Linked DNA regions of Homo sapiens: region 1 is linked to region 2. A link is an interaction called in ENCODE POLR2A ChIA-PET data of the cell type or tissue named here. Cell type or tissue: Caco-2. All regions are shown on one strand.

What was found. ChIA-PET counts read pairs that join two places held together with the same protein. Peaks named below come from ENCODE experiments on the same cell type or tissue, not always from the same donor. Only the 100,000 strongest peaks of a DNase experiment are listed, where the experiment ranks them.
Region 1: POLR2A ChIA-PET joins it to region 2 with 5 read pairs; 2 of 35 experiments call an interaction of 5 or more read pairs at or near these places.

What each region holds. Positions count from the first base shown.
Region 1 is chr21:34,687,563-34,690,062 of GRCh38, forward strand. All of the region lies in intron 1 of CLIC6 (chloride intracellular channel 6), which reads left to right. Among named protein-coding and RNA genes, the nearest start is that of CLIC6, 20 kb to the left of the region's middle. In Caco-2, no CTCF peak of the experiment used is centred here; no DNase peak of the experiment used is centred here.
Region 2 is chr21:34,525,390-34,527,889 of GRCh38, forward strand. The region is part of intron 1 of RCAN1 (regulator of calcineurin 1); the gene reads right to left. Among named protein-coding and RNA genes, the nearest start is that of KCNE1, 14 kb to the left of the region's middle. In Caco-2, no CTCF peak of the experiment used is centred here; a DNase peak (open chromatin) is centred at 1,522; H3K4me3 peaks cover 1,459 bases.

The DNA.
Region 1 (2,500 bases), 160 kb after region 2:
CCACCTGCTGTTACAATGAACACTAACATAATTAAGCCTTTTGCTAGAATTGAAAGCTAGGAGCAATGTGGTTCAGTAATTAATCAATGTGAGTCGAGGGTAGTCACCCACTTAATCCATTGAATAATAAATTAATTGTTACAACAGCTGAAAAGAAAAAATACTATACATACTTAGGAATATGTTTAGGATTAGTAGTTTTTTTTAAATGTTTACACCTATGTTTGAAAGTGTTAAGATCTAAAATATATTTCTTAGCATCTAAATGTAGGAGTGAATAAAGTTAATTTCTAAGTTTTAATGAAGAGTGAGAAGTCTGTTTTAAGGGAAAGCCTAGCTCCTTTTATGGCCTGGAATGAGGAATCTGGCAATAAATTTTACTGATAATTACAGACAACGAGCATTGGGATGGAGCTGTCCGCTCCACTGGGGGTATGCAGTGTAAAGTATTGGTTGAGCATGCAAACAAAGTCAGTCTAGAAAGTGTGGACTTTTATTTATTTACAAAAAAAAATTTCTTTTCTAAAATAGGCCTTGCTGCAATGATGATACATGTTTCCTTTATAGACTTACAAGAAGTGTGATGCCTACTATTTGTGTCATAGTTTGAGCTGGTATAATAACAATGGACAATACTAGCAAAGATGTGAAAACGAGGGGACACAATAGTCTTTCCCCTCAATTCTCATCAGTGTGGCCGCCCCCCACCATTGGTTTGACTCTTATTCGGCTCGGAGCCTTATTTCTGCTGCTGGGTTTTGCTGGCTGTTGCTGTCCTCGCTGTCTATTTTTTCTCCCCACTAGAGCGCAGGCGAGGGAAGACAAAAGACGGAGAACGACGGTTCACCCGGGTGGTCTCCTCTGCGGCTGGCGTTCCCCTGGCCTTACAGAGAGGCTAAGAAGCAGAGACGCCTTACAGATAGTCTGCATAGACGCCCTGTATGGCCCATCTGCTCTGCCCTTGTCCCTTTCATTGTACGATGGCTTGACGCCTGCTCCACCTCAGGTAGCTCCATCTTGCGCCTAACCAAGAGGTGGGGGATAAGACCAGCGAGGGTCTCTAGTTTGCTAATATAGACTGTAGAGGAAGAAGGGAGAAGAAGGTGACTGAGCTGAGAAAGGCTTGGGCAGAGGGTGCAGGGAGACAGCTGAGCGGACCTCAGTGGTGGGTCTCATGACTGGGATGCAATGAGACTGATTTTCCTCCTTCTCTAAGGGAGACTTGACTTGTTTCTAAGGGGAAACAGAAATTCCAGAATTTGAGCTGAAGTAGCAAATTCTGATGGCCGCAATGTCAAAATTTCCCCCAAAGAAGCCTGCTTGTATTCTATGACTCCTTCGAAGGTGTCCAAGTCCCTTCTAGAAATTGTGAAATAGGTTTGGCGTGGTGGTGTGAGCCACTTGTCCAGCCAGGATCTTCCTTTCTAATCTCTCAGGGCACCTTTGTGAAGCTGCTCTCAGTGTGGGGTGAGGGAATGAGGTGGGCCAGCTCTCTCGCAGTTCAAAGAGAGAGCAAAGGGCTCCTTCTTTATTCTTCCCTTGCCTGAGGAGGACCCTGCCCACACCTGCATCTTTGAAGCCAACAGCCCTCTTGTTTCTTCCTCATGAACTGCAGTTCCAGATGCAGGGAGAGGGTGGAGCAGAGAAGGAGATGGATTTCTGGGCAATGCACCTCCCCTTTGGTTTTCCACACCTCCAGCAGTCGTGGTGAGACCCACTCTTAGGAAGACGTTGTCAGTGCTCAGCACAACCCCACAGGTGCGTGTTGACATTGGAGAAGCCCAGGTGAACTGGTGTTCGAAGGTACTTGGATGAAGAATGATGTTTTTCCTTTGGGGATTGGGAGGTGCGTGCAGAACAACACCAGAGATGGCTTCCACGGTCTGTGTTTCAAACCACGTGCCTTGTATCTCACTACCATTCGGAGTATTATTGTTTATTATTATGTCTTGCTCATTCTCATTGCAAGTCCACTTTCTTATATAGAAGGTGCTCTAACAAGTGTCTCGTTTGGTGAGTTAAGGGATCTGAAGCTTTTTTTTTTTTTCCTGAGAATCTTCTGGGGCTGGATGGACTTGGTGTCCACTGATACTGCTTGACACAGCTCCAGGGGCACTAAACTCCCCAGTGCAGGCTGGAATACAAATGCGCCCTGAGACGCTGTGCAATGTCAGGCTGGGGCCTTCTCTGGGGACTGCGGCTGCTGAAGATTTTTCTTTTCAATCCACTTTCTTAGGTTTGGCAGAAGCTTTCGGACAACTCCATGTCTTTGTTGGCTCTCTGATGTTTCCTTGAACGCTTTATCATTTTTGATTCACCCCAACACAGCGTGAAATTATGCTTCTTGCTCCACACTGTCTTATCCAAACAGATTCTTCTCTTTTCCTTTTAGGAGCCATTCTGACTCTAGCTCTCTAGTCTTGAGGCTAGACAAGTTTCTTCTCCTTTATTCTTGGAAAAGACTTTCATTATTTTCTGAGTCTGTTTCCCATAGTTGGAT
Region 2 (2,500 bases):
GGAGCTGGCGGACGGTAGAGTTCATCTGGCCGCCTCTCACTCTTTTTCCCCACCTCTCTTGAGCACGGGCAAGTTTCTGGCAAAAGTGTGTCTTCGTACATTTGGAATTTTGTATGACCTCATCAATAGGCACTGTGACCCACTGTTTAGTTTTGAAGTTATGATTCAGAATTTGGGAGAGATGACTTTGAAGAATATTTTTAGAATACAGGTTCAGGGCTTAGGACCAGAACAAAAGAGAATTCACATTATCTTTAAAATCTAGATTACTATGATGCCTTTCTCTTATAAAAGAATCTTATTTGTTCTAATAACTGATACCTAGTTATTATAGCTTTTGGATGGCATCTCTACTTCATTTAAAAAATAGTGATTTTACTCACATAAGGCTCATGTTAAGTGAACTCACTTTGTAGTACTTTAAAAACATAGAATGTGCTCTGCAATCTAGTCCAAACACTATGGTGCGAGCCCATAAGCATTATATACAATTATGGAGTTACATTTGATTTTTTTTAAAAAAAGAAACCTTCGCATGTCCCAATATGGCTTTGGATATAAAGCATATAACACCACCAGGCACAAATACCACCCCTCAAATAGAGCATACAGGATTCATTCCTATACAGTATTATTAAAGCTCAATTAGCCGGATAGCTGCTGATGAAAAAACTTACATTTTAATCAAATGAAGAAGAAAAGTGTAGTGATTAAAATGATTATATTAATCACCATCAAAGAGAGCTGCTGCCCAGGAGGCACACTGATCTCACACTTAATTTCTCCAGTTTTATTATTTGCTCTGGCGGCATTTTCTCTTGTTAGAGAAATCTGGGAGCTTGAGGCCAGGCCCTCATAATTACTACAAACATACAAATATCTTTATAACATTTATTTCCTAAGACGAAATGAAATTATTCACAACGCTGGCTACAAAAGTAAAACACTATTCACTGTCAGAAGAGGCCTCTTTCTGAAAAGTTCACTTACAACATACACAGAATGAAAAACACACGATGCCCCAACTCTCGCCTTCCTAGTGAGTTGGTTCAGGGGCCTGGATGTTGTCAAATATTGAGATCTTTAGAAATTCCTTCCTCAGTTAATTCCTCAGGCAACAGCTTTTGATTTTCAAGGCTCGAAAGACTTTGGATTTCTTTCAAAACCCCCAAACCCACAAGAGAGCCACATTCTCCCAAGTATTCAGTTAATAGTCCCAGTTAGCATAATGCTTTGAAAACTAAAGAAAATCACGTTATATTAGAAGCCTTACCCTGGTTTCACTTTCGCTGAAGATATCACTGTTTGCCACACAGGCAATCAGGGAGCTAAAACTGTAGTTAAAGTTTCTAAAATGCATCTTGCTTTCTTACAGTGAAAGCGCTACAGACCCACGCAGTCAAGCCCCTAGTGAGATTCCTTTCCAAGAGGCTGTAGGTTCCTTCTTGAGCTGGTGCTTATAAAGCAGTAAGGGCCAGCCCCCACTCCCTGGGGAAAAAAAAAGTGCAGCTTCCACAGCATCCTGTTTGGACAGCAAATTCCTGAGTCAAGTCCTGCATGCTTGCAGGCAGACAGGGACAAAGTGTAAGTTTCTACTGGAAAGAGGTGACGTCAACACCTTAGTCATTTTCCCTATGCTAATTAACTTTGCTTGGGGAGAATGGAAAAAACAGCTGAGGTTTGCTTCACAGCTGCTTTATCAACCTCTCTTGCAGCATAGTTTCCACTGGTAGTAATTCCATTCAGCTACTCAGACAACACGCTCCTCGGCCGAATGGGACGACCCTTCTTAAGATGGAAAATGTTACAAAAGAAAAAGGATGAAGGTCTGTGGCAATAAACAGCAATTAGACTGTAGGGAAATTTCAAGGCTTTGGGAAACCTGGAAACCAAAGTCCGGGTGACATACTTGATCCCTGGAATTTCCTGAAAACCTCAATCAAAGTTTCACTTTGGGGTATTAGAGAAAACATTTTGAAATCTGTCTTGGTCAATAAAAATTTTAAAGGACAAAAAGAGGAATCATTTTGAAGTGTAGTTAAAATTTTTTTCCCCAGTGACATTTTATTGGATGAATGTCCCAATTTCTACTTGTATCCCACAGTGGAATGGAGCAAACAGAACCTAAAACAATCCTAGGATTTTCATTTGAAAACTTCATTATTATAATTTGAGAACTGGGGATATGAAACACTTCGATCATTTTCAAAGCACTACTGAATTCAGGCAAAGGATACAAAAACACTAGCCTTTGAAACTGAGCAATCTAGCCTTTGAAACTGAGCAAAGAAGCATTAACCCATTTATGCCAGAGGTTGCAATTTTTTGAATTTTTGCCATCAGACCTTGGCAATGACCTTGAGCAATAGGATATAAATAACTCCCACATGCTTAGCGTTCCAATAATGGAACACTAGGCATAAATGGGTTAAGAGGTCCTGCTTAAAGACTCATAAACTAAATGTAAAAAAAAAAAAAAAAAGGAAAGGAAGAAGAAATG